2 separate regions of the Homo sapiens genome follow, and region 2 is linked to region 1. Evidence: read pairs that join two places in POLR2A ChIA-PET (ENCODE). Cell type or tissue: A673. All regions are shown on one strand. Each heading gives the region's core, and the rest is flanking DNA. Links, peaks and the distances in the headings are about the cores only. Region 1 overlaps AGBL4 (AGBL carboxypeptidase 4). Region 2 holds the start of AGBL4 (AGBL carboxypeptidase 4).

What was found. Peaks named below come from ENCODE experiments on the same cell type or tissue, not always from the same donor. Only the 100,000 strongest peaks of a DNase experiment are listed, where the experiment ranks them.
Region 2: POLR2A ChIA-PET joins it to region 1 with 5 read pairs; 1 of 35 experiments calls an interaction of 5 or more read pairs at or near these places.

Annotation. Positions count from the first base shown.
Region 1 is chr1:48,525,532-48,540,514 of GRCh38, forward strand. It overlaps AGBL4 (AGBL carboxypeptidase 4), which reads right to left. Exons shown (of 14, transcript NM_032785.4): 12 at 14,111-14,207; 13 at 9,359-9,385; 14 at 7,323-8,762. The coding sequence ends at 8,642. Among named protein-coding and RNA genes, the nearest start is that of SPATA6, 61 kb to the left of the region's middle. RefSeq lists an enhancer at 694-1,195. In A673, for the core only: no CTCF peak of the experiment used is centred there; a DNase peak (open chromatin) is centred at 7,650.
Region 2 is chr1:50,015,378-50,030,360 of GRCh38, forward strand. AGBL4 (AGBL carboxypeptidase 4) reads right to left here and starts at 8,577. Exons shown (of 14, transcript NM_032785.4): 1 at 8,386-8,577. The coding sequence starts at 8,419. It overlaps LOC105378708 (a long non-coding RNA gene), which reads left to right and starts at 8,644. Exons shown (of 3, transcript XR_947311.3): 1 at 8,644-8,745. It also overlaps the pseudogene MTND2P29. In A673, for the core only: no CTCF peak of the experiment used is centred there; a DNase peak (open chromatin) is centred at 8,554; H3K4me3 peaks cover 839 bases; H3K27me3 peaks cover 641 bases.

The DNA of each region.
Region 1 (14,983 bases), core at 5,466-9,465:
ACTTTCCCATTTATCTTCTCAGTTGATCCTCACGATTCTCTTTTTCTTTTATTTTCTGCTGAGGATTATGTCAGTTGAAGATTATGTTCCCATACCAAACAGTAAGAAACTGAAACCAGTTGAAGCTCTGGGGTTACTCCATCCAGGACAAGAGACTTACTTAATGTCTAATACAGCCAGGCAGTATCAGAGCTGGGAGCAGAACCCAGTTTCCTAACGGCTACATCTTTAAATCCATTTGACTTGACAATTTGAGTCTGGGAGTTGAGGATAGAATGTGGCTTGGGTTAGAGGAAGAGGAAGACTTTGGGATATTTCCTGGGAAAACTCCCTCTAGTTAGTGACATAGCACCCTCTTTATAACGCAGGAGTGTGGGAGAGGTGGGTTAATAGAAGGAGCTGGGCGTCCTTTGCACCACTCCATCCTAATATCCTGGCAAAGCACCTCGCTTGTTGTTACAATTCTGAGGGTAGCACCAATCCTGCCTGTTAAGACAATCATTTCACAGCAGTTGTTTCAAAGGAAGAGACTCAGGCATACAGGACATATGGGGACATCCAGTTGCAAAGGAGACCGCCTAAAGCAAGACTCAGGGGAATCAGGCAAAATGAGGTCATGCACAGGAACAAACATAAACCAGTAAGCTCCCTGAGGTGGAGGCTTTTTATAACCAGCATTAAATATTTATTGTATTGTCAGTCTTAGGACTGTACACAAAAAGGAGGAGGGGAGAACGAAAAGAACACAAGCATTAGAGTCTGATGACTCCCAGGCTCCTCCACTTACAACAAGCTGCACAACTTTGGTCAGATTCCTTAGTCTCCCTAAGCTTCTGTGTCTTTAGCAGGGAAATGAGGAGAATAATGCCTACTTCATAGGGGTGTTGTGAGGATTGCATCAGATCATGGAAGACAAAGCAATCAGTACAGGGCCTGGAGCCAAGTAAGCACTCAGTCAGGGCAGAACAGCAGTAACAGTAGCAGCTGCAGCGGCAGGAGGAGGAGGAGGAGTAGATTAGTAGTAGCAGCAATATCCACAGTAGTAGTGGTAGCAGCAGCGGTAGTAGCATTAGATTAGCAGTACCAGCAACAGGAGCAGTAATAGTAGTAGGAGCAGCAGCAGCAGTGGAGTAGTAATGGGAATAACAGTAGAAGTAGATTAGTAATAGAAGCAGCAGTAGCAGTAATAGCAACAGCAATGTTTTTACTAGTAGTAATAGCAACAGCAGAAGTAGTAGTTATAACCACACCAGCAACAATTGTTATGATGTTTATTGTTATAGAAAAAAGGATCTAATTGCCTTGGGCTGTGAAAAAGAATTTAGCTTTCAGGAAACTGTTGGAGGATTAAGTAAATCTGTCTCCTTCATCTCTCCATGGACCCTGGGGCCATGAAGATCATCCAGGACCGCTGACTCTAAGTCTAAAGCACTCTACCATACTATGCTGCCTTTAATGCTGAGTTGGAGCTTAATTCTGTAAGTAAAGGAAGCCATAGAGGAAATCTGAGCTGTGGAATGTCTCAGAGAGGTTGAGGCTTTGGGAAGATAAAGCCATAATTAGGATTCAGTTATCAGGGTGAGGTCAGGATAGAATTTTCGATTTGAGATTTTGTTCATTCTTTCTTTTATTCTGCTGTAGTTACTGAGTGCCTCTGACCTGTCTGGAACCATTAGGTTCTATGGGAGGTGTGAAGACAAATAAAACCTGAACTTTGCCCCCAAAGACATTAAATGATAGTGGGGGAGGTGACAATCAGCTGAGTGAAATAATTAATAAACAGGCCTGGCGCAACAGCTCACGCCTGTAATCCCAGCACTTTGGGAAGCCCGGGGTGGGTGGATCACGAGGTCAGGAGATCAGGACAATCCTGGCCAACATGGTGAAACCCTGTCTCTACTAAAAAAATACAAAAATTAACTGGGCGTGTTGGTGCGCGCCTGTAGTCCCAGCTACTCAGGACGCTGAGGCAGGAGAATTGCTTGAACCCAGGAGGCAGAGATTGCAGTGAGCTGAGATCGTGCCACTGTACTCCAGCCTAGTGACAGCAAGACTCCATCTCAAAAAAAAAAAAAAATTGATAAACAGATGAATAAGCAAAGTGTTAGGGCAACCGAGAAAAGAAAGCAATTAATGACAACTGCTAAGACTGGGAGGATATCATGAAGTTGGGACACATGAGCTAAGTCTTGAATGATGAGAAGGATTTTCTTAGTTAAGAGGAACAGAGATGTTGGCTGGAAATTAGAGAGAACAAGCAGGAATAACCAGTGGGATTTGGCAATTGAACAGAAATGGGGCGTGAAAGACACAAAAGTCGGATGATATCCAGGCTCCTGGCTTGGACAGTTAATTTGAAAGAAGTACCATAAAATGGGGTCATGTTTTATGGAGCTCCTGGAAGCTTCTAAGCAGGGAATGGGTTAACAGGAGAGCATCTGGAGACAGGGAGGCCATTCCAGCAATCCAGGTAGGAAATAATGGTGGGAGTGGCTAGGAGGGAAAGCATGGAAAGGATAGAGGGAGGGAAATGCACAACAAACCTGCCAATAGGCATTATTGTCCCATTTTAGAGATGGGGCAAGTAAACTGCTCTAAATGATTTATAAGATGATTAGCAAGCGGTGGAGCTGAAATTAAAATTCAGGTCTATCTGACTCAGAGTCACTCCATAATACTACCTGAAGGCAGACACACCAAAGAGGCAGAAGCAATGGGACGTGGTGGTTGGTCAGCTGTGTGGGGAGAAAGACATAAAGGAGTTAAGGCAAGGGCAGGGCTTCCAACCTGAGCAATTAGATGGAAAAAGAGAATATTAACCAAGGCAGCTGATGCCAGGGAGAGAAGCAGATTTGGACTTAAGATTGACATGGGGTCAGCTAAAAATAGATCCCAGGTCTTTAGGGGAACAAGTAAATTTTAAGCACTAAGGAGTTATAATAGGCATCATTAGGATGACTTTCTGACTTGTTCGGGCTTAGTGTCGAGGTCTGGGGCTGAACCGAGAGACAGAGAGGTGTGGTAGAGTTGTGTTTGTATCCAGGGTCCACATCCTGTCCTAGTTACTTACTGGCTGTGGACCACGGGCATGAGATTAATCACACTAATCTGAATTTCTTCATCTGCAAAGTTGAGAAAATAAGCCCTGACCAGCACACCACCTGAATTTGGTGTATGAAGACAGATATGTGAGTGCCTTGGGGGAGTCCTGAATTTCAGCTGGCAGAGAAGATCTGTATGATTACTTCATAAAGATGATCCCTGAGATGTTGCATGCCAATCAAAGTAACATAAAAAAAGTTTTGTATGTATCCTGGTAAGATTTGTTTGCTATGATTTTGACAAAACATGGTATCTTGTAGAATCTATTTCCCCCTTCTCTTTTTAGTCTAGTTATTTCAGCCTCACATGAGGCTGGGTGAATATCATGTTCAACACTGTCTTCCCATTTGTTCAGAGTCCCAACTTCCAAAGCCTCTTTCCCCTCCCTCAAGGGTTCAGGGTTTTTGGGTGACCTCACTCTCACCATACCCACTATTTATTCATTCCACACTCAGTGAGCACAGACTCTGCTACGTAATCTGTGTTAAGTGCTAAGACTACAGAGATGAATAAAACCTAGGTCCCTGGCTTGACACTGATCCCTCAGTGTGACTGCCTTTCTTCTGGACACTCCTCTCACTCTTGTCCTCTACTCAAGAAGCATTTGTACTTCTGTCTGTACGTCATCTGGGGAGAAGAAAAGCTTTGGCTCTAGAGAAGGGATTTCCAACTCTAGCAAGCAGATGAGAGGCAGAGCAGGGGTGAAGATGGCTTGAGAAAAGAGTTTTTCTCAGTTCCAGGTATTTTATAGATGTTATTATATTCAATTCTCACCATAAATATAGGAAGTAGATATTATTCAGTTCATTTTACAGATGAGGATCCCGAGACTTAAAGAGATTACATTATTTGCCCAAAGCCATACAGCTTAACAGAAGAGCTGGGATTCACACTCAGGTTGGCCTGACTTTAAACTCGGGCTGTTCCTATTACGTTATGTCTCCCCTCTGCTTTGTGGCCCTGATGCCCCTTTGGCTGAGCTCAGCCAAAAGGTACCAGACTTCTTTAGTGCTCAGAAGGCAGGAACTTAGAGGAAGAATTCCGAACAAGAAATGAGGGACATAGTAGGCTTATTTCGCATACCCCAGATGGAGGAAGTGATAGGGAACCAGAGCTAGATTATCTGCTTGGGGCCAGTAACCCAGAGAGTGTCACGATGGGTCCAACAACCCTGCTGAGATTCCAGGGGCCCTCTGCATGTCAAGGGATAAATGGGCCCCTTGCCTAAACGCTGCTCTCTGGAGGACTCTGGAGTGCCTAGAAGAAGGTCAGACAGGTGTGTGGGAATGAGAGATAGGAAGAAGGCAGGGCTTCAGCAGCAAGTGCTAAAAAGTCCTGAAATCATTACACATTTTTCCCAGCCTGTAAACTTAACATGCTTCCTTCCCCTCTCCCTATCCCCCACTACCTCTAAATGATGCCATTGTTTACTTGTTATTCTGCTTTAACCTGTTTCTTTTTTTGACCTGATTTTACCTGGAGACAAATGGATAAGGCCCAGCACAAAGTAGTGGAAGGGGAGCAGTGTTTGAATCCAGGTTCTCACTAGCCACATGGGTGTAAAAAAAAGGTGTTTACCTTTAGGGTTCTCATTTTTTCTCATCTTCGAAGTGTAGAAAATGATACTTACCTGATAGGACTGTTGGGAACATTGAATAAGGCAATGGATACAAAGGGATCTAGAACTACACCTGACACACAGTATATGTTCAGTAAACATCTGGATGTATGAATCGATGCTGCACAAATGTTAATCAGCTTACACTTCCATAGTTGGCTCTGTTCTTACTATGTAGAAAAATGAGTTGGGTTCTCTAAGGCAGGTCTCAGGTGTGTCAGTTGAGTTACAGTGAAAGGATACTAGTTCTTTCTGTGTTTACCGCCCCGCCTCCATTTAAAAGGCAATAGAAAAAGCTTCTAGACAAAGGCTCACTGTTGGCTGCCGCAAAGCAAACATTATCACCAACCTCCTCTGCTGGGGGCTTAGCAACGAAGAAACTGGGTAACCTCCAGTTTGTCTGCTGCAGCTTGAGGGTAAACAGACTTTTAGTCCTGTCTCTGCACCTCTGAACTGATACAGAGCAAAACTAGCACTGCATCAGTATGGAGAGTTGTGTGAGAGCCAGGTTGAGACCTGTCATGATCCCTCTCCTTCTCACCCCTACTTTTTGCATAGTTGTCTGTCTCCTTGGAAATGCACAGAACACTGCTTTGGTGGCCAGCTCCACCCACCTGTGGCTCTAATCTGAGACAGACCTGGCTGGACAAGAAGATAGGCTGGTGCGCCCCCTGCTGGAGCCAGGTGGGCTAGTAGCCTCTGGCGGGTTGTACACCTCTTGGTGCTGTCCTCCATCTCAGTGCTGAAAACCTTTCCCCTCTAGCTTGAGGTCATAGGTATAACCTTGTTCAAGAAAGCTAAGGAGAAGCTAAGCAGGCCAAGACCACACAGAGGGCTGCTGACAACCCCTGGGCTCTTGCTCAGTCCTTTTTTTCTGCTCTGCCAATGTGGAAAAGCAGACAGTCATCTTGCAAACACACCCTCCTACAGGCTGCCTTATAGCCAGCTTTTTTTTTTCTCTCTCTCTCTCTCTCAAGGAATGGGAAATTTTATCAGAGTCCATATATGCTGTAATTCAGAGACAGTTCATATCACTGTGTCTAGCATTAAGTACTAACTATACTGTACACTCCATTTGCTGACATCCAGAAATGTAACATCCTGTCCCATGTCATTTCAGTCCAGAGAAATGACATGAGGTGATGCTTCGGAGCATTCAGCTTCCAACCCAGCATCCCCCTAGAGAGGGAGTCCCCTCTATTTCCTCCCAGACAGATGTTCGTTCAGATTCTTCTTGCACACCTGTGGTGATGGGGAGTTCATGGTCTTCCAAAGGAACCCATCCAGTGGTTGGCAATTCAATTCACTAGAAGGTTTTCCTCATCCTGAGCAGAAATCTGTCTTACTGAGACTCACTCCCTGGATTTGGTTATTACCTCTCCAAATCCAGGAGAGGTAATAAACTTGTTTGGCAGCACAGAACAAGTTTGCTTCTTTTGTCCAATGATGTCTGTTTAGCTTTTTGGAGACTGTGATCTTTCTTTCCTATTCCCACTCCCTCTTATTATGTATGTATGTATGTATGTATGTATTTATTTATTTCAGCCAGAGTCTCACTCTGTCACCCAGGCTGGAGTGCGGTGGCATGATCATGGCTCATTGGCTCACTGCAACCTTCACCTCCCAGGTTCAAGCAATTCTCCTGCCCCAGCCTCCTGAGTAGCTGGGATTACAGGTGCGTGCCACCACGCCTGGCTAATTTTTGTATTTTTAGTAGAGACGGGCTTTCTCCATGTTGGCCAGGCTGGTCTCGAACTCCTGACCTCAGGTGATTCTCCCGCCTCAGCTTCCCAAAGTGTTGGGATTACAGGTGTGAGCCACCGCACCCGGCCTATTTTTTATTTTAAACAATAAACTGCTCCAGTCTCCTCATTCCTTTCTAATGGGGAAGGATTTGCAGATACCTCACTTTCCTAGTCATATTCCAAATGATCACAGCTACCATTTAGTGAGCACATAAATATTTTTGCCTACATTTTCCACACGTAAGTTCATTAAACTTTCATAACTATTATAACAAGGTAGATATTACTATGACCATCTTTCAGGTGAGGAAACTAAGATCTAGAGATGTTAAATAACTTGCCTAAGATCACACAGTTTTATTAAAGAAATAGAAGTAGGGTTTGAATGCAGAATTAGAACCCAAAGTTGCCTGGCTCCAAGTTTTTGCTCTTAAATAATCATTATACCTGCTGTTTGTGTAGTCTATGATCCAATTAATCAATGTAGTTTTAACTATATGGGCCAATATGTGATCACATTATGGAAGTGACCTGGCCAAGGAAACATGGATCTAGACTATTGCCTCTCTCATCTTATGCAATCTGCCTCTTTTCATGCTATCTAAAATGATGCTATCATTTCCAAAAGGCTGATACACTCTTGGTGCATGCCAAGCTGGTTGCAGTCAATTAAACTCCCCAGGACTTTGACACGGGAACTGCTGGAAATCAAGACTTGACTGTTGTCCCTTATTTTGAAAACAAAGTCCCTGACCTCAAAGTCAGGGTTATATCAGTTTTGGGGTTTGCCTGTTGGTTCTTGAGTAGTGGGGACTGAAAGGGAAAGGTGCCAAGAATGCTCAGAGGAACAGAGGAGCTGCACAAAACACTTTATTTGTGTTCCTCTGGGCAAAACGAACCCAGGGGAGAAGCTGTATATACAACATGACATTTGTAGCCAATCAACATATGGCTCTTTGTCATCATTTCTGAAAACTAGCATGCAAAGGAGAACAAGTTTTCTTTTTGATTTTTGTAGCAAACTTCAATAATCTCCAACTCAAACAAACAAACAAACAAACAAACAAACAAAAAATGCTTTAGTGGAGCTCTGTGCTAAGGGATTTTCCTCCCTGGAGCCTCCCTTCCTCTCCCTGTGTTCTAATCCTCATTTCCGGGAGGTCATTTTAATTAGCAGGCTGTCATGGTGACTCAGCCTGCTGTTTCCACAGACAGGAAGGGAGCAGACCCCCCTGGACCCATTCATCATACAAAGGCACTTTACTCTTCACAAAAATGCCAATATTTAGCTTGCCACACCTTGGGAATTGCTACTACTGTTTTATTTTATCATTCCTCCCTGCCTCAGGGTGCATCCTTCTGTCTTTTGCATCTTCCTTGCCTGGCAATCACCCTTTCCTCATTGCAGATTAGCAATGCCTACATCTTCAGGGGCCAGGCTTAATCCCTGTCACCTGGGATCTGGAGACCTTAACCATAATAAACCTTTTAAAATGAGTGACCAGTGCTTTTTGTCTTTAGAGCTAAAATTTTAATTAAACTACCGAGGAAATTGGGAAACAGCTCTCAAAACAGTTTTCTAAATCTGCATGCTGGGGTTTGAGGGAATCAGCAAGCATGCAGCTTAGATACAGTGACCATATATTTAAGTCCACCGTTGATTTCAAAAATTCTGTCCCATTGTTCCCTAGGATGCATTTGCCCTTTGGTTGCATGTGTTGTTGCTGTTGTTTTGGATCAGAAAATACAAACACTGCATTTCTAAAGCTGTAAACAACCAAGCCTATTTAAAAGGTAACCATCTGCAGTAACTATAAAACTTAAAAATGTAAAGTGGCTTTGAAAGAACTGACCTGATATGTGTCAAATCTCTTAAAAGGGATGTGTAGGTTTTCCTCATCTTGGAAGATCTCTATGTTGTAGAAAATAGCATCTGTGCTCACCTGGTTCCGATCTCCTATTTTGTTCCTGAGCTTTTTGAGCTGAAGGCTTACAATTGATTTTCCATTGGAAAAAGGGAAAATCAGTGATGAAGTTTCTCATTGTATCCCTTCCCTTTCACTAGCCTATGCATTAATCCACAAATCCTTGGAAGCTAGAGAAGAGTGATTAATTTCATTCCCCAGCAGAAAATGCATGCTCCTGTCCCCATAAGACCTCCCAGGACTCCGTGTCTTTAAAAAGGGGTTGAAGGGTCTTTGTGGTTCACTGAGCTCTTCTTGTCCCCTTTGCTGTTGGGGTAGTTGCTGGCTGGGCCCCGCAGGAGTGGGTGCTTGTAAGGAGGGGATTTTTCTTTCCTGCAAAGGGGGAGATAACAGAAAGAGAGAAGACAGCCCATATACACACTGTGATGAAATCATTTGTGTGCATGTCTATCTTCCCCACTGGACTGTAGCCTCCCAGGAACAGTAACCTAGTCTTCTTCCCACAGACACTAAAGGTGACAAAAATGAGCAGACATTGATACTGTCTTCAAGTTGCTTATAGCTTAGGAGAGGGGATAATTGTATAAAATAACTACACAAAACAATAACTATAATATGTGTCAGGAAGTGGTTAGTGTCATAAATATGAGAATCTCTTGAACTAAGTTTGAATTCAAATTGAAGATGTGGCTTTTGTAACCCATCAAGCTCTGACCTTGGTACACCCATTTTTCTTTACTGTTGATGAGTCATGAATAAGGTAAAGACAGAATAGGTGGCAGCACATAAAGGGACACTTTGCCCTAACATACTGCCCCCTCCACCAGGAAGCCTCACTGCCTGAAAATCCACATTCATTGAAGAGCCTTGCTAACATAACAAGGCTGCCAGAATAGGTGAGATACAGCCCTGGAGCACATGCATGGTATGTTACTTACGGGCAATGTCATCTTGAAGCAGTTCCTTACCTTCTCTGGACTTCTATTTCTTTATTTCTAAAATAGGAGAAAAATTCATGTCCTTCCTGCCTCTTAGGCTCTAGTAAATGGAAGTTGAAGAGGTGCTATTCATCTGTCATTGAAGGATGTTGTTTTTAACACCCAAACGGAGCATAGGACGTAAGTATGTTTTTATGGGGAAAAAGAAGAGGGAAGCCCAGATTTGGTCATAGCTGGGGCAGCCATGGGGGGATAGTGGCAAGGGGATAAGTTGTGCAGAGGCTAGAGAGGACAGTGAATGTGCAGAAGGACTTAGGGAGGGTGGGCTAGGAAGGCAAAAAGCCATCAACCAAAGATGGGGACACGAGAGAGCAAGGAGCCACTGGAAGGCAAAACATCCCATACCTTTAGGCCTCTGCAGAGGCTGTTTCCTTCCCTACCTCTCTAGTCTCACCTCTTTTTGGAAGACAAACTCCCACAAAATAAGCCTCCCCCATCCCCAGGCCTTTGTAGCACTTTGTACATTTCATCGCTCCTCACCCTGCTGTTTTCTAGGTTGTTCTTTGCTCATCTCTTTCTCTCATGAGACGATAAGTTTGATGTGTACGCTTTTTCTCTATAATTCCTGAGCCAAGTGCAGGTCTGGTGTGGAGTAGGTGCTTGAGGAGTATTTGATGACTAGAAATGAACTTTCTGTCTTATCTTTACCATATCATTTACTCTAAACGTTCTGGCCTTGTCACTGCCATGGAATGTGTCTTGTTAGGTCCTGCTTCTGTCTGTTCTCTACTCTATTCCCCAATACAGAATACCCTTTATCCCCTTTCTATTTCATCAGTCAAAATTCCATATGTCTGTTAAAGCCAAGTTCAAATGCCACTTCTTCTCTGAAGTTTTCTTGGACATGCCTGCCAGCTACAAAATACTTGCCAGATTTGGTAGGAGAGGAACTTCTGCTTGGGTCTCACTTTTCTTTTCTTTAGTGTGAAGGGGTTGAAGTCGGTAATTTTGGGGGCTTCTTCAGTTCTACCACAGCTCAGTAACAGTCATGGATTATTTAGAATTTAATCTATGCTAGGCCCTGCACCATGCACTAAGGATACAGAAGTAAGTAAGACTGAGGACACTGAAGCTACCAGAGAAGCCAGACATGCATAGAAGCCATGACAATACACCACAGGACATACCATGCTAGAGGTATGTACAAAACACAGTTAGGAGCTCAGCAGAGAGGAAGCAGCTCTGTCTCGGGCAGAGAACATGGACAAGGAAACAGGTTGTGATATTTGGACTGAGTTTTGAATGATAATTATGAGCTCACCATCTACAAGCAGAAAGGGAGCTCATTCCAGCAAGAGGAAAAAGGATGTACAAAGACATGGAGGCAAGAAAACAGCTAACTTGTTCAGGCTGAAGCATAGGGCACGAGGTGACAGAAATCAGGTGGGAGGGACAGGGTGCTCACAGGGGTGGAGGGGTGGTAGAAAGCAGTAAATGAAGTTTAAAATGTAGGCCAAGGTCTTGAATAACAAGAAGAGTTGAAACATTACCCTAAAGGTAATGGGGAGCCATAGAAGGTTTTTGAGAGAAGGCATAATCTGATACATAGTTGAGTACTTATACACTTTTCAGTATTGTTTGTTATGTTTGCATTTGTACTTGCCTTTATCCTCCATAAATCTGAGCACACAATGGGCAGGGGCTATTTATAATCCTCTAGCAGTTGGCACAAGGACTGGCACGTAGTGGGCTCCAGTGTGTTGAGGAGCTGACAAGCCCCGTTACACACACATACACACATCATAACCTCACCATGGAGCCAGCCCTGCCAGCCTGTGACTAAGCCTGAGTCCACCTCTTGCTCAGAGGCCACACTCATGCTCTGTTTACCTACAGAAGCACACCTGCTCTGTTTCTTCTTCCTGTCTGATTTTGTCCCCTTTGCTGGAGCATTTTGGGCTTGCGACTATACCACTGTGTGCTAAACAAAATGTGGGACCTCAGCTTTGGTCATCAATGCCATGCCCCTGAGCCTGAGCTCTTGTGCCCACATTGCTGCCCCTCCTGAGGGACCCTATCTGAAGGGTGTCCCAGTATCCAATGATGCCGGCAGGCTTCTGCCAGCGTGTGAGCAGAAAGTGACATATTGTAATTATCCATGGAGATGGGAGAAAACAAAGATTAGTTTTGAGTCAAAACATGTAATTTTCCTTTAAAGCCAGACTGCTCTTTCACTTAAACTATTTGATGCTTGGGTGGAAAATAATACAAAAAAGGGGAAGTATTTATATCCCAAATTAGAGCTCAGAGTCTTGTATCCTCCTGGGAATTCATTTTTAAAGGATTACTGACCAATCTAGAGCTAAATGGTGCTCACAGTTTGATGAGGCAGAGGTGTGTGCATAGGGAGGAGGTTATTAAGTTTTTTCTTAATTTAAAGGTGGGTGCATTTAGCTCAAGTCCTCAAAACTCTGAACTCATGAGGAAGGAGCTCTCTAGATCTTTTCTGAAGAGGGCTCCAAAGCTCAAGGCAAGGAAGTGCCATGAACAGTTAAACTCAGGGCCCTGAGATCTCCCCTATGTCCTTTAGATCCGTGTCGGGGTTCCATCCTCTCCCATCTCCACGAACTCTTCACTGGTAGACACTGAACACACTGCATGGCAGGGTGAGGGCCTGTGCTCCAGTCCTGGCTCTGACCACATGACTCTGACCAGCTCCTTCTGCTCCCTAAGTCCCCATGTCCTCATCTGTATCGTGAAGAGAGTCTAGAGGATCACTAAGGTCTCCCTGAGTGTCAGCACCATTTCATTGGTATATGACAATGCAACATGCAAGAAAAAAATGATTAAGGATCAAGATAATTTTATTTAGGCAGAGGACCTGAAAGAGACAATCCCCAAATTAACTTGTAAATGAGATTCTAAGAATTCTTTTGAGTTTTATAAAGCTTTAAACGTTTAAGAACTTTAACCAATCACGAATGACTTCTAAGAATGAACTGAGCATTTTCCTCTAGATGTGAGCTCCTCAGAGGCAGGGGTCATGCTTTAATCAGCCACTCATCCCAGCACTTCCCTCCTGTCAGGGGCCTGGTATAAAGTGTTGCTTTTCCTGAGTGAATGAATGAATGTATACATGCACGTATGCACAATGCAGGACAGGCACTTCAGGGGCACAAGAAATAGACGTGATTCTCCTGCAAGAGTTTCTAATATGCCATGGTGGTGGGGCACAAAGACCCTAGATGATTTAGAAACAATCTGGGACAGGGTATCAGAATACCTTGTCATGAAGACTCTATGACATGGGGCTAAGAGATGTATGACTCATAGCATTGTGGAACATAGGCCCTGAGACATCACCCAAACAAATAAGTCAAAGACTTGCCCTAGGTCTTGATGAGTTGGTTGGAAATCTGGGACTGCAACCCAGAAACTGGAGGACATGAAAACATTTATTGAGCATCTACTAGCTGCTGGGCACTATACTAAGCTTGTATCCATTCTACAAAACCATATTTAGAGATTGTTGTTATTATCCCCATTTATAGGTAAGTAGAAAAAAGCTTCAAGAGGCCAAGAAACTTGCCTAAGATCCTATAACTCACATGAGTCTGAGACAGAATTTGAACCCATGCTGATGAACTTCTACTTGCGGTGAACCTTAGCTAGACTTCAATTCAGCTTTCAAATCATAAAAGCCTAGGATGAAACCCTGGCTCTCCCAAAAACTCTTTGACCTCAGGCATCTCAGACCTTCTCATCATCTTTCTTAGTCTCCTTTTCCTCATTTGTAAGATGGGAAATACAATGTCTATGAGGAATAAATAATACAATGTACACAAAGTACTCTGTACAATAAATAACGGTGATTTATATTGTTTTTATCAATAACAGCGTAGGGAGGAAGGTGCATCAGTGCAAAGGCCCTGAGGCACCCACATACATGAGCAAGGTCATGGCAAAGGTCAGTGGAAAGAATGGTCTGGCAGGAGCCGGGAGTTGGGCATTGTCATGTCCTTCAAGTAGGATGGACCACTGAAGGAGTGGGAGATGAGTCTAAGAGGTAGGGCAGGGCCAGCACATTCCAGATGCCATGTGATGTCACTGTTCTCATGCTAGCTGGGTTCACAGCCAGTGGTCATGGAAGTGCCCAGTGCTTCAGGCTCTGGCCAAGTCCTCAGACAGGATGGAGGCTCACCTCCTGACCTTCTCTCCTCAGCAGCCCTGCAAGTTGGCCCCAGAAGAGGACCCAAGGTAGAACTTCTCAAGGGTGTGTCCTCTCCAGCCCAAATCTTTACATCTTGAGGGAAGGAGACTATCATGTACTGACAGCACTGTGCTGGGTGCTTTAACACATATCTCATAATAATCATGTATGTGAGGACTGCTGTCCTCACTTTATAGATGAGGAAACCGAAGGATCAGAGAAGTTCATATAGGAACCTCAGAGGATGAGGTATCAGGAGAGGTAGCACATAGAAACACCCAAATTTAGAACAATGACTGAACTCAGCTCCCCAGCAAGCCCCATCCCTGTGGATTCCTAAGTTAGAACCAGAAATGTGACCATGCCCTCACTGTCTGACCCCTTAATGACACTTTCTTTATGCTCAGGAACTATGCTCTTCTGCCCCATAAAATCTCGGTGGCAGGGCCAGGATTATCTTTCCTGCGGCACAGATGGGATGCTGAGTGTCAGCAAAAGGCTAAGGGAAGTTGCCCCTGAATACAGCCCGTGGAGCAGAACTCAAGCCGAAACCTCTCTGCTCTGCCACTTACCGCAGTCTCGGCATGGGAATTGCCACCTTTTCAACCACGGGGTTCAGCCGATAATAGTCCAAAAAGGTTCTTGCCACATTCCGCCCCAGCTTCATATCTGCAGGTGTGTGCATTAAGGAGCAACTTCGAAAACAGATTGAGACAGAGTGAAAAGAGAACTACTAATAAAAATAATAACAGTAATAAAAACAGTTACACACTCATTGTTCTAAGCTTTTTGTATGCGCTGTCTTTTTTGATCCTTGAAAAACCTTAAATGGTAATCACTATTATTATCCTAATTTTATAGATAAGAAAACTGAGGTGCACAGAAGTGAAGTAATTTGCCTAAGGTCACAAAACTGGGAAAAGGAGGAGCCAGGATATGAGTCTAGGGAGTCATAACCCAAAGCCTGTGCTCATAGCTTTCAGGGTACAGCCCTTTGGAAATCACTGGGCTGCTCTGGTCTAGCCTCAGGTGGCTCAGGATGGAGCCAGGTAAGCAAAAAACCCAAGGACAAGAGACATTTGTTGCATATAGACAAGGGCCTGCTTGACCCTTAGGGCTCAGTCATCCACTTTAGTAACCTCAGGCACAATGGTAAAACCCTGTGACCCTAAACAGTGTTCCCACTGCACCTTGAAATTCCTCTGACAATGAATCTTCCTGGTAAAGATTTGTGGCTGTAAAAGCACAAACTTCTTGGGGAAGGGCCAATTTCATATTGACCATTAACACCTTAATGTGAATAAGTACAACAATCATTATTCAACAACAGAATATCTTCTCTGTGCATTATAGCTCACATCTCTGGGCTTCATACATGTTATTTCCTCTGCTGAAGTACCTCCCTGCCCACTCCTGCCTTCTCCTTGGCTAATTCATGCCCCTTG
Region 2 (14,983 bases), core at 6,448-10,447, 1.5 Mb after region 1:
TCCAGAGTTTAGCACAATGCTTGATGCATAGAAGGTATTCAGTATAGTTTTGAATAAACAAGTAATTTTAAAAACAAATAAAAATCCTGTGAAACAGAGTGAGACCTTGCCTCTACAAAATATTAAAAAATTAGCTATGCGTGGTGGCATGTGCCTGTAGTTCCAGCCAGTTGGGAGGCTGAGATGAGACCATCACTTGAGCTGGGAAATCAAGGCTGCAGTGAGCCATGATCATTCTACAGTATTGCAGCCTGAATGACAGTGCAAGACCCTGTCTCAAAACATAAATAAATATACCCAAAGCAATTCTAAGCAAAAACAAACAAAAAAAACAAAGCCAGAGGCATCACATTACCTGACTTCAAACTATACTACAACACTACAGTAACTAAAACAGCATGGTACTAGTACAAAAACAGACACAAAGACCCATGGAACAGAACAGAGGAAGCAGAAATAAAGCTGCACATCTACAACTATCTGATCTTCAACAAAGTAGACAAAAACAAGCAATAGGGAAATGACTCCCTATTCAATAAACAGTGCTGGGATAACTGGCTAGTCACATGAAGAAGATTGAAACATATACAAAAATCAACTCAAGATGGATTAATGACTTAAATGTAAAAACTAAAACTGTAAAAACCCTAAAGAAAACTTGGGAAATACCATTTTGCACATAGGCCCTGGCAAAGATTTGATGATGGAGACATGAAAAGCAACTGCAACAAAAACAAAAATTGACAAGTGTGACCTAATTAAACTAAAGAGCTTCTGCACAGCAAAAGAAACTATCAACAGAGTAATCAGACAACCTACAGAATGGGAGAAAACTTTTGCAAACTATGCATTCAACTAAGGTCTAATATCCAGAATCTATAAGGAACTTAAACAAATTAACAGGCTGGGCGTGGTGGCTCATGCCTGTAATCGTATCACTTTGGGAGGCCAAGGTGGGCAGATCACCTAAGGTCAGGAGTTCCAGACCAGCCTGGCCAACATGGCAAAACCCACCTCTACTAAAAAACACAAAAATTAGCCAGGCATGGTGGTGTGTGCTTGTAATCCCAGCTACTCAGGAGGCTGAGGCAGGACAATCACTTGAACCCAGGAGGCAGAGATTGCAGTGAGCAAAGATTGTGCCACTGTACTCCATCTTAGGTGACAGAGTGTGACTTTGTCTCAAAAAATAATAAATAAAAATAATAAAAAGCGGGCAAAGGAGATGAACAGGCAGTTCTCAGAAGACATATATGTGGCCAACAAGCAATGCTCAGCACACACATACATGCGGCCAACAAGCATATGATAAATGCTCAACATCACTAATTATTGGAGAAATGCAAATCAAAACCACAGTGAAATACCATTTCACACCAGTCAGAATGGCTATTACTAAAAAGTCAAAAAGCAACAGATGCTGGAGAGGCTGCAGAGAAAGGGGAACACATACACATAGTTAATAGGAATATAAATTAGTTCAGCTGCTGTAGAAAGCACTTTGGAGATTTCTCAAAGAACTTAGAACTACCATTTGATCTAGCAATCCCACTACTGAGTATATACCCAAAGAAATCTAAATTGTTCTACCATAAAGACACATGCACACATACGTTCATCGCCACACTATTCACAATAGGAAAGACATGGAATCAACCCAAAGCCCATCAACAGTGGACAGGGAAAAGAAAATGTGATATATATATATATACATAAAATAAATCCCCGCTCTACAGAAGCCATCAGCAAATATTTCTTTACACAAGCAACCACATCTATAATTCTCATGATAGCTATCATTTCCAATAACCTGTCTTCTGGACAATGAACAATAATAAATACTATTAATCAATTTTCATCCTTAATAATAATAACGGCCCTAGTAATAAAACTAGGAATAGCCCCCTTTCACTTCTGAGTCCCAGAGAGGACCCAAGGAACTTCTCTAATATCTGGCATACTTCTCCTTACATGACAAAAACTAGCCCCTATCTCGATTATATTTCAAATTTTCCCATCAATAAACATGAACATCCGCCTATCTATCACAATCCTATCCATTATAGTGGGCAGTTGAGGAGGACTCAATCAAATACAACTGCGAAAATCCTAGCCTACTCCTCAATTATTATATACATATATACCACAGAATACTACACATAAAAAAGAAAGCCATATAAAGAAACAAGATCATGTCCTTTGCAGCAACATAGGTGGAGCTGGAGGCCATTATACTAAGGGAATTAACGCAGGAACAGAAAACCAAGTACCGCATGTTCTCACTTATAAGTGGAAGCTAAACACTAATTACACATGGAGACAAAGAAGGGAACAAAAGACACCAAGACCTGCTTTAGGGTAGAGAGGGGCAGGAGGGTGAGGGTTGAAAAACCACCTGTTGGATACTATGCTTATTAGCTGGGTGATGAAATAACCTGTACACCAAACCCCAGCAACATGCAATTTATCCATATAACAAACCTGTGTATGTACCCCATGAGCCTAAAATAAAAGTTGAAATGGAATAAAATAAAAATACAAACATACATAAATACATAAATAAAGTAACACAGCCCATAATAGTAATTTCTTCCACAAAGCCAAGACACAGAGATTCATCTATTACTCCTGAAAGAAAGACAAGCAAACTGTAATTATTGGCAGGTTGTTTTTGATGTCCCTTCCCCAAGAGATTTATTTCTATAATATTTTTCAAAATATTTATTTAGGAATTGACAATCTTATATAAAAGTTTTCAATCCTATATAAAATTTTAGAAGTCTTTTTGTGTTTCATTGCTTTGTTTTCCTTCAGATGACATGAAAGTACACTTTTTTCCAAGTCTGTTTAGAGACTCAAAAGTATACACCCAACAGTTCTTAAATACATATGACAAATAAAAACATCTTCCTTTGAAGTTTTAAAAAAGAGAAATTTGTTTTATGGATCCCATTAAATAAATGAGGAATATAAAAAGCAAAGATTAGCATATTCCAATATGGTGAACACTATCAATGAAGTACTGCAAGCTTTTAAACTTGCAATAATTTTTATAATGAGAAACATCAAATTCATCTAAGAATGAAATTTTTCCTTAAATCTGTATTAAAATTAATACTCCATTGCTGAAATTTAACAACTAATAAAAATACTCTGAAACTCACATAGAACTGTGCTGTTCTTAAATGACTCAAAGAGAAAGCTGTGATTTTATTTAGAATATATATGCAAAATATTCACATCCTCTGACTTTCTTAATATATATAGATCTTTAGTAGCTTTCATTGAAAGTGACACTGAGCCACAATGCTGAAACTGAAGCAAATTACAACATTCACGGATCTCAGAAATACAGACATGATCAAAGAGCCTTAGAAGAAACAAGCACATAAACTTTCTGTCAAAAAATAGTTTTCTGTCTCAATACTTTTGAGATATTAATATTATGTTATAGCTCACTTATAATATAGAAAATCTAAAAGTGAGAAAAATATTTTAAACTTTTGAAAATATTTCCAAAAATGAATAAAATTATGTAAGTCCACATTCCCTTTTCCATAATTCCAAAATCACCAAATATCTAACTTTAGCACCAAAATTAATTTGATAGCAAAATCCAACCCAAATTTATGTGACTCTGTTTATAATTTTTATTCACTTACTGTGAATGTGATATTGATGTGTTTGATTACATCTTACTATCTCACACCCCATTGGGGGTATTATGTAATTGACAGTACATATGCAGTATTGCCTTTCCATAATAAAAAGAAATCTGAGTTCTGAAATATATTTGCATCCATACCTGCCAGATAAGGGACTGCAGACCTGGATTTCCTCTTCTTTTAAAGGTGATTTTCTCCTATGCCTTTAGGAAAAAAAATATTCTCTCTCTCTCTCTCTCTCTCTCTCTCTCTCTCTCTCTCTCTCACACACACACACACACACACACACACACATAAACACACACAGACACCAATTAAGATATCATTTCTCTGGGGGTGTAAGACATTGTATACTTTCCATAACTTATCTCTAATTTTCACCTTAAAAGTAGCTGTTATTATCCCCAGTTAAATACAGGTACTAAAACAAAAAAGGCTTAACTATTACTTTGTCCAACCACTAACACAAGCTATCAAACAATATTCTCATTTCTAAGGCGTTTTACAATTTCAACATTCTGCCCATAATTGGTTTCTGATTCATATAAACCTGCTTTTTAAAATAGACCCATTTATTTCACAGAGAGTGATAAAGGTACGGTCCATTTTAACAGACTGCATCATTTAAAAAAATGTTTGCCTACATGGGCTTCCACAGAATAACTTGACAAAATAGAAAAACAAATTATTTTACCGGGTAACTAAAATAAAAGCTTTTTTAAGATAGCTGGAAGAGAGGGAGAAGAAGCTAAGAAAAAGAAGCAGGTGCAATCTAGCATGAGACTAATACTCCTACATGTAATTAACTGTAAGGTTTTCTTTTTTATTAGTATTGATAATCAAATTTATAGGGAAAAAGTCCTGACATTTGTGTCCCCATTTTAAAGCACAAGATTTAAAAGAAGAAACTTCCTTTTATAAATCTGACCCTCTTACAGAGCTATCTACATGCTCTGTAAGAAGCTTGAATATAAAAAATTTCTAATGTATTGCATATACTTTACATATAAAAGCATGCTTAAGATATCTTAAGTGTCCCTTATTCCTCCAAGAAATTCCTCAAAATCTACCTCACACAGAGACCGGTCCCATGATACACAGTTCAGGTAACAATTCTACATTCTCCAAAACTTAATGTCTGCCTTTCTTCTGACAGCAAAGCAGTGAAAAACCAATGAAGAAAAAACAGAATTTCTTATACTCATCATTGTATGTTTATATAATTTCTTTTATATGTAAAGTATATGCAATACATTTGAAATTTTTTATATTCAAGCTTCAAGTGAACTACGGACATAACATTTATTGGACACTTCAAGTATATGATCTCTAATATTCACAGCTATCCTGCAAATATCATCCCCATTTTACAAATGAGGAAACTGAAGATCATAAAACTTGAGTCCAAGGTCCACATATAATAAGTCACAGTCACAAAAGTAGGGTTTACACAAGGATCTGAGCCCATTTCTTTCCATTTCACCTTGTTAGAATATGCTTAGTTTAGAATATTTCCTGTAAGGCAGGGATTTTCATCATGGCTATGATTTCTTCAGAACGTAGTATGTTGTAATACAAACACAAAGCCAAATAATGAATCTGGGTAACATTTAAATTGTCAAAAAAACTAATCTTCTACTAATTCTTTGCAGATCTTAATTAAGTTGTCAACTTCTCCGTGCCAAAACTTCTCCACATATAAAACATAGAGAATACCTTAAAGAGTTGTTATGAGACTGAAGTAAAATGTATAAAGCACTTAGTACAATGCGTGGTACAAAATAAACACTTCATAAATGTTGGCTATTTCAAGTGAGATTAAGAAATTACCAGATGGCCATATTTTGTATCAGGTGACTCCAGCCAGCAATAGCTGGACACCTAATCTAAAACCAGTCAATCCTGACACTGGACTGTGATTTAGTGGTAAAAGACAATAAGGGTCAATAAAATTATCTCTCTCAGAAATTTGAATTAAACAAAGACTGAGGCATTATTTGCCTAAATGACCTGGCTTTTTACCATCATCAATTTTCTACCATCAATGTTACCAATGACCTCTCTGTTGCTAAATCTAGTTTTTTAGCCCTTCATTTTATATTGTTTGGCAGCATTCAGTCTACTGAGTATTCCATTTATCTTGAAACATTCCTTTAGCTGTGCTCTAATCTCTCCAGTCGCACCTTCTCAGTCTCTTTGGAAGGCATTGAAATATTGCAGCTACTCAACACTTCATCCCAGGCCTCTTCTCCCTCTAGGCAATTTCATCCACACCCATGGCTTGAGTAATTATTTCTATGTCAAAATAATTATCTCTATGCCAGTTTACACTTTTCTTGTAAATTCAACTGCCTTGTCAATCTCTCTGCTTATCTGGATGTCCTAAAGATACCTCAATCTCCACTTATCTAAAACCAAATTAATGATCTTTCCTCTCACACCTACCCAAGGCCCCTTCCAATGCTCCCTATCCCAATAATGGCACCACTAACTATCCAGTTGAACAAATTAGAAAATGAGAAGTAGTCTTCGATACTTCCTTCTCCATCATCCTCATATTTCACTAAGTCCTATTAATTTTATCTCCTAAGTATTTCTCAATTCCTTCTCTTCATCTCCACTGCTACCTTCTAAGGTCTCTCTATATGCATTCTTGTATCCTCTGTACTCTCCTCAATGTAGCTGGTGGAGAGTATATCCTATATCCACTCTTGTATCCTCTGTACTCTCCACATTGTAGCCAGAGTTATTTTTTAATTATTCTAATCATGGCATGCTCCCACTTAAAAGCCTTCAATGGCTTCCCATTATTCTTAGGATTTCTGACCCAAATTCATATCATATTCTACAAAGTACTGGAAGATCTGGCTTCAGCGTACCTCTTCTCTCTTCCCATTGCCCCACATGTACCCACACTTGTCTCCTTTCAGTTCCTCAAACACAGCATAACATGTTTCCACCTGCTTGGGTTCTTTGCACATGGTTTTCCTGCTGCCTCGACCACTCTTTGCCCTTTTTTTCAATTATCCAATCCCTATCATATGTCAGCTAAAATATCACTTCCAGACAATATCAGTAATTCAGTTATTCATTTAAGAAATCTTTATTGAGAACATACTATACACTTAGAAAAGTTCTAGACATGTGGTATTGATAAAACAATGCCCTTGTAGAGCTTACATTGTAGTGGAAGGAGACAGGAAATAAGCAATACAAGCAAGTAAATTAAATAGTATGTTCAAAGGCAATAAATGCTATGAGAAAAAAAGGAAAAGAAGAACAAGGTAAGCTCATCCAAAGCAGGGAATTTCCAATGCCTAACTTATTGCCAGGCATATAGTTAGCACTCGATATTTGTTGAGTGGATGAATGAATAAAGGAATAAGCCTGTTCAAGTTATGAGGGAGCTAAAACTATAAAATGAGTAGAGGAGCTACTCAATAAAACAGAGGTGCCATGAAAGAAAGAGAAATAATGAAGGCCTTGAGACATAATGGTTCCTCGAACTTATTTCTGAGGGTGTCATAGTTTTCAGTTCCAGTTTCTGGGGTGTGGTGTGTATGTACCATAACCACACACACACACACACACACACACACACACACACACACACACACACCAGGACCAAAGTAATTCAAGTGGATCACTCTTGTAATGATAATACCTGATCAGGACATATATACAAGGTTATGTATACCACTGCCAACACCCATCACACACATATTCCCAAAGCCACTTCTTTTCTACCCACACACCCATGCCATCCCGTAACATCCAGTTCTTCAGTGGTCAGCCTCATTTAGAGGCAAACTCCCTCCCACATACTCAAAACTGTAAAAACCTTTGCTTTCTTCTATGACCCTGTGAGAAACTTAAAGTCAGTATCTCACAAATCCCAGCCATATGCACAAGGGGTCCCCTCAGGAATAGGATCCTGGGTCTCCCTTCCTGTCAGTCTTCCTGTCCCTTAAAGGCTATCTTCTACCCACAGAAGTGTGGACATGCACTCCTTTGATTCTGAATGACCTTCAAGATCATTGAACCCACACACACTCACACTCACGCTCCAGCCTCCTTTGGTAGGCTCCTAAAGGACTGGGGCTCCGGGTATCCCCTCAAGGCCTCTTGTCTTTTTAAGGACCCATACAAGAATTATTTGCATAAATTTCTCTGTGACCAGGAGTGACCCTGAGGACACTGCACATCCCCAAACACAAATACTCTAACTCCCCCTTCCATGGCACTGTCTGATATTAAAGTAACACACCTTCCACGTATACCTCCCTCTTTAGAGTCAGAGCCTCCTACTCCCACCCCGAGCCCAAATCATGCCCCTTTAGGGATCTCTCCCATGCTCCCACAGGGCAGTGTACACCCTTTCCATGACACAGCCTAGCCCTAGGATTAGCCTTCACCACAGGTGATCCCAGGATTAAGATCCTGTCTCTTCCCTCAGGTCCCAGCCCCTTTCGGGCCCATGTTCTGTCAGAAGTGTGCACACTAACCCACACTCCCCTCCACCACCCGGACTTCGAGGTCCCTGCCCGCCATTCAGAGGGGTGCACGCCACCCTTGACCCCTGACCCTGAAGTCATAACCCACCGCGCAAATATACAGGACCGCCTCCTCAGGAGTAGGACCATGCCCGAGTCCCCTGTTGCCTGAGACCCAGGACAGCCTGGCCGCCTCAGCCTTCCCCAGATCGGCCGCCCCCACAGACCTGCCTCAGGCGCCGACTGGCTCCCCTCCGCCATTTTTGTTGTCCCTCAGTCTCCGAGCTCACGCGAAGACCGCGGGGCAGTAGGGAGCGGGTGGTGGGATCAGTGGGCTGACAGGAGCTACCTCAGGAAGACGCGGCACGACGGTTGCCTGGGCAACGGGCGGCAGGCGCGCGGGTGGCCGGCGCGCGGCTGAGGGCGGGAGGGACGCCTGGGAGGAGCGTGCGTCCAAGGCCCCGCCCCCGCGGCGCGAGCCCGGGCCTGAGCTGGGACTTGGGCCCCGGGGCGCTGCTCCTCCGCAACCGATCCACCGCATCCTGGCAACTGAGCAGGCTCCGCCACCCCTAGAGCACAGGGGCCAGGTCTGTAGGGATGGCGCTTTCCTGACGGCGACCGGGGTCCTCGTACTGACCGCCCAGACTAGCTAAACTGGCTTTTCTGTGGTTGGTGCTCAACTTTGGGGACTTGGGACAGGTTTCTTGATTTCCCAAAGCTTCTCCCCTTGGTTTGCCTGGGTTACTCGTCTTCAACTGAAATGCACTGAAAACCAACTGTGTGCCCACCCCAACCCAAACACACAGAGGCCCAAAGGGTTCTGGCTCCTTGCCCCTCTGCGACAGCAACCCTCAACCCCAGAAAAGACTTATCCTTTTGCTGACGTATTTTTCAGTAAATATGGGCTGCTGTTTCCCACCTTTCAGTAGTGACACGCCGTTATCGTCTAAAACCAAGCTGGAACATTACCCGTCCTGACCAGCTCTGCCCTCCCGCAGTCCCCTGTATATTCCCTCTATTCCAAATGCTTTATGCATTATTTCCTTCTCGACCATGAGCTCTCTGATACCTACGGTTGTTCTCTTATCTTTGTATACTCCATAGTGCAGCGTGGTGCATGACACAAAGTAGGATCTCAGTCAATGTCTGCTGAATGGAAAATGGTGGTAATCTGAAAGGAAATGAGGTGGAGAGAGTGAAAGAGGGAAGGGGGAAAAACGCTAAGAAAAATGTGTTATTGAGCTGATTGCTTTAGTAGACAACTATTTTTAATCTTGCTTCAGACTCTGAAAAACAGGGTAGAATGTGTGCCTGCCGTTGTCCCACTGAAGAACACAGAGTCTGGGGCATTTGTCTCCTAATTTCTGTCTCCATTGGTTGAGGGTTGCTCTCCACCTTCCAGCTTGAACTCTCTCACATTTCCTGGTTATGCTTGCCAGGGCTGAGCAGACTTCTAGAGTTTGAGAGAAAGCCTTGAGGCAGAAATGCAGAGACGGACCGGAAGGCCTTCTAAGTAAGATGCTGGCCACATGCATGGAACTGTCCATTCATCTGCATTAAAATCAGGGATAAGAATCTTGTACAGAAAGTTACATGAAAATAGCTATCAGAATTATCTCTCACATTTGAACAGTTTAAAATTCACAAGCCATGTCCACACAACTATCAAGATGAATATATATGTGCTTTCCACAGTCCTAATGACACTTATGTAAAGGCTGTGAGGGTTTTGGGAATTTCGGTGTCGGAGGAGTCAATAAGGGCTAAGAAGAACAAAAGAACTACATTAAGTATAGGGAGATGGAAAAATAAAGAGAAAGATGTGGGTTCTACTCAGACTGATGTTATAGCTTTATAATCTTGGGCAAATCACTTAAACTTACTGAGCCTCAGTTTCCTCTTCCAACAAACTGAGACAAAGGTCCTGCCTACCACAAAGAGTAGCTCTAAGACACAAATAGGGTGATGAATGAAAATGCATTTGATGAGTATGAGCCAGGCTCTGTGCAGATGCTGAGGATAAAGAGACAAATATAACATTATTAAATTGAACCACATTGGTCAATTTAAATTTTAAGTAAAATTTAGAACTCAGTTATTTAATCAGAATTGCCACTTTTCAAGTGCTCAATAGCTACATGTGGCTACTGGCTACCATATTGGACAACATATGTATAGAACATTTCCATCACTGCAGAAAGTTTTGTTAGTCAGAATTGATAGACAAATGCCTTACTGGGCAGAGGAGACGAAAAGCCTGGAAAACCAGCTTGCTGACAGGACCAGGTTCGGTTCTCCTCTGTGTCAGCTATTCCTCAGGAAGCAGTGCAGGAGGGAGTATAGACTTCTTCACTACTGCTGGAGTCTTCAGAGACTTCCCTTTTGTTGTGTGAAAAATAACACAGCATGGGAAGTGGGGGGAAAACGTCCCCTACATGGGCTCCTGGGAATTAGTTTCCCCGTGCTACCATTCATATGTCCCTGGGAGGTCTGTCTTCCCCAGAGACCTCCTATGATTTCTGTCTCCACAGAAAACACCCACCCACAACAAGGGTGCCTTCTTTCAAGCAAAATATACCCTGTAGGATTCACCCACTCCCTCCATAAACATTCATTAAAATGATACCTTCCATGTGCCTGGCCACTAAGTTAGATGCAGAATGGAATGAGAGAAATATTTAATTTATAATCATATTTTTACGAGCACAAACTCATTTCATTCTCAGAGCAGCATTATGATATTTGTATTAATATCAGCCTCTTGTACAGAAGATGAAATTGAGGCTCACAGAGTTTAAGTGACTTATACAAAGTTTCAGGCAGAAAGTAGCAGACTCAGGGAAGACTGAAATTATGCTAGGAAATTCATCTGTGTTATCTCATGTAATTTTCACATCAAAAATACCATGCCTTTGAAGTTTACAAACTAATTGGAAAGAAAGGATTAACATGCACAAATTCAGTTTACAATTAATTTCCAAACAATGTGGTAAGAGCAATGACACAGGCATGCTCAGCAAAGTGGAGGAGCACTAAAGAGAGATCCCCTTGATGGGCATCTATAGCCACAGCCCACCAGAAGTATTCAAAATAGCCAATCCTAAATGTTTACTCTGCTCTACCTTGCGATTCTCACAGAAATCCCAATAAAGGCTTTGGCCTAGGATTTCCCCTTGCTCCTGTGTTCTGACACCAAACCAAAACCTGGTGTTTCCCCTGTGACCCTTCATGGCATAAACTTCTTTCCAAGCCTTGTTCTCATTTACTCCTGTGGCCACACCCACTTAATCATACCATATCCAACATTTATATTCTTAGGACATACTTGTTATTCTGCTCTTTAATAAACAGGCTATTGTTGTTTACTCTTTCCATGTAAAATTTTAAATCAGCTTGCCTAATTGCAAAAAAAAAAAAAAGAAAAAAAGAAAAAAGTAATAATGTTGCTGGTATTTTATTAGAATTGTGATAAATTTATAGATTAATTTAGGGAGAAATGACATCTTTATGATACTGAGTCCTTTTATCCAAGTACATGATATATCTTATAATCTGTTTAAGTCTTCTATGTCCTTCAGAAATATTTAACAAATAGTTTTTTTTTTTTTTTTGGAGACATAGTTTCTGTCACTGAGGCTGGAGTGCAGTGGCGCAATCTTGGCTCACTGCAACCTCTGCTTCACCGGTTCAAGTGATTCTCCTGCCTCAGCCTCCTGAGTAGCTGGGACTACAAGCACAGACCACCATGCCACCATGTATTTTGTTTTAGTAGAATCTGGATTTTACCATGTTGGCCAGCTAGTCTCAAACTTCTGACCTCAAGTGATTCGGCCTTCCAAAGTGCTGGGATATGTGTGAGCCACCACACCTGGCCAAAACATTATAATGAGATATTTTATATACATTTTCATACTATGTCTTTAAAATCAGGTTTGTGTTTTACACCCACAGCATGTTTCAATCTGAATTAGCCACCTTTCAAGTGCTCAGAAGACACATATGGCCGGCAGCTACCATACTGGAAAGCACAGGTCTAAACACTCTAATTAAAAGGCAGAGATTGACAGAGTGAATTGGGGGAAAAAATAAGCGAGACCTAATTCTATGCTGTATACAAGAAATTTACTATAAATATAAAGATATATATGGGTTAAAGTAAACAGAAGGAAAAACAGACTTTACAAACACTTATCCAAAGAAGGCTGGATTAATATCAAAGTAGACTTCAGAACAGAATATATTGCTAAAATAGTTAAAGAGGACATTACATAATTATAGAGGTCTTCTCAGCAAGAAGATGTATAACATCATTCTTAATAATGAATTACTGAATGCTTATGGTGTAAGGCCTAAAAATAACACTATATGCTGCCTTCACATCTAGTAAAAACAGGAGGGCCTGGAATTACCTAACCACAAGTTCTCCTCCCCATTCTCCTCACACAGATAAGGTCTCCAAGTCAAACAACACTCCTTATCAAACAGATCAGGTATAGTTCCGATTATCCCTGAGTGGTTTCAGTTCCCTACCAATCCACAGAATTATTCAAACAAGCCAATTAAATCCTCTCATAGGAAACAGGGAAGCACTCAACCCTTTTGAAACTACAAAGCCTGCTTCCTACAGCCACTGATTGTTCACTGTGTTCCTGAGTATAACCTCCATTTGGCCCTTTGATGGTGTACAATGTCATCTTCTCCTGGGCTGTGAGTATATGTGACTAATAAACTGCTCTCAATCTCATCTGTCATGTCAGGTGTCATGTATTCAGCCATTCCCATAACGCCAGGGCAGGAATTTCCCCTCACCAATGGGGTGAATGGAAAGTAATTAAACAAGTAATTAATGCTTTCCTCTATAAATCAGGAAGAAGAGAAGGATGTCCACTGTCAACACTTTTATTTAATATTGCACTGGAAGTCCTAGCCAGTAGAATAAGACAAAAATAAAATTCAGATAGACTGAGAAGGAAAATATAAAAATGTCTATATTTACAAAAGACATGATTGTTTGTATACTTAGAAAATCCAAAGGAATGTACAAAAAGCTACTAGAACTAATAAGCGAGTTTTCTATATGCACGTCAATTGCATTTCTATATACTAACAAAAAAACTTCAGGTTAAGAAAATAATACTATTTACAACATAAAAATAAAAGTACAGATAAATTTAACAAAATATGTGCTAGACTTGTACAGTGAAAACTATAAACTATTTTTGAAAGAAATTAAAGAAGACCTAAATAAATGAAGATATACACCATGTTCATGGATCAGAAAACAATATTGTTAAGATGTCAATTCTCCTGAAACTTATCTATAAGCTCCACTATCCAATAAATATCCAATAGCTACATGTAGCTATTTAACTTTATATTAATTAAAATTAAATTAAAATTAAAGTTCTTTGGTCAAACTAGCCAAATTACAAGTTTTTAATAGCCATATATGGCTAGTGGCTACCACATTAAACAAAGCAGATAAAGAATAGTTCTCAGCTGGGCACAATGGCTCACACCTGTAATCCCAGCACTTTGGGAGGCCAAAGCAGGTGGACTGCTTGAGCTCAGGAGTTCAAGACCAGGCTGGCCAACATGGCAAAACCCCATTTCTACTAAAAATGCAAAAATTAGCCAAACATGGTGGTGCATGCCTGTGGTCCCAGCTACTCAGGAGGTTGAGGTGGGGGGATCATGAGCCCAGGAGGCAGAGGCTGCAGTGCAATGAGCCAAGATCATGCCACTGCACCCCAGCATGGGCAACAGAGTGAGACCATCTCAAAATAAATAAATTAATTTAATTTAATTTTTAAAAAAAGAATAGTTCCATAATCACCAAAAGTTTCATTGGACAATAGCAATTTATAAATTCAATGCACTCTCCATCAAAATCCCAGTCATTAAATAAATTTTATAATTAAAAATGACAAGCTAATTTTAAAATTTATATATAAATAAAGGAACTAGAAGAGCCAAAACATTTTGTAAAAGAAAAACGTACTAGGCTAGGTGCCTTGGTTGCTCATGTCTGTAATCCCAGAACTTTGGGAGGGCGAGGTGGGTGGATCACTTAAGGTCAGGAGTTCAAAACCAGCCTGGCCAACATGGTGAAACTCATCTCTACTAAAAGTACAAAAATTAGCCAGGCATGGCGGCCAGTGCCTATAATCCCAGCTACTTGGGAGGCTGAAGCAGGATTGCTTGAACCCGGGCAGCAGAGGTTGCAGTGAGCCAAGATCACACCACTGCACTCCAGCCTGGGCAACAGAGCAAGACTCCATCTCAAAAGAAAGAAAAACATACTTAATAATAAATTACTAAATTGAAGGACTTACACTACTTGGTTTCAAGGTTTACTATAATGCTACAATAATAAAAACAGCATCTGATTTGCATAATCACATAACATACAGCATATAGACATATTTTATAGATCAATACAACAGAATAGCATCCAGAAAAAGGTTATACATGTATGGTACATTGATTTTTTTTGACAAAAGAGCTAGGGTAATCAATGGGGAAAGACAGCTTTTTAAACAAATGGTAGTAGAGCAATTGGTTATCTATATGCAAAAGTAACATGAACTTGGACCAATACCTTTACCATATGCAAATATAAACTTGAAGTGGATCATAGACCTAAAACTAGAATAAAAACTGTAAAACTTTTAGAAGAAAGCATCAACAAACATTTTTGTGACCTTGATTAGGCAGAGTTCATAGGACACAAAAAGCGTAACCATAGAAAAAATTGATAAATCAGACCTCATCAAAATTAAAAATTTCTGCTGTTCAACTCAGTATTAAGAAGACAAAGACCAA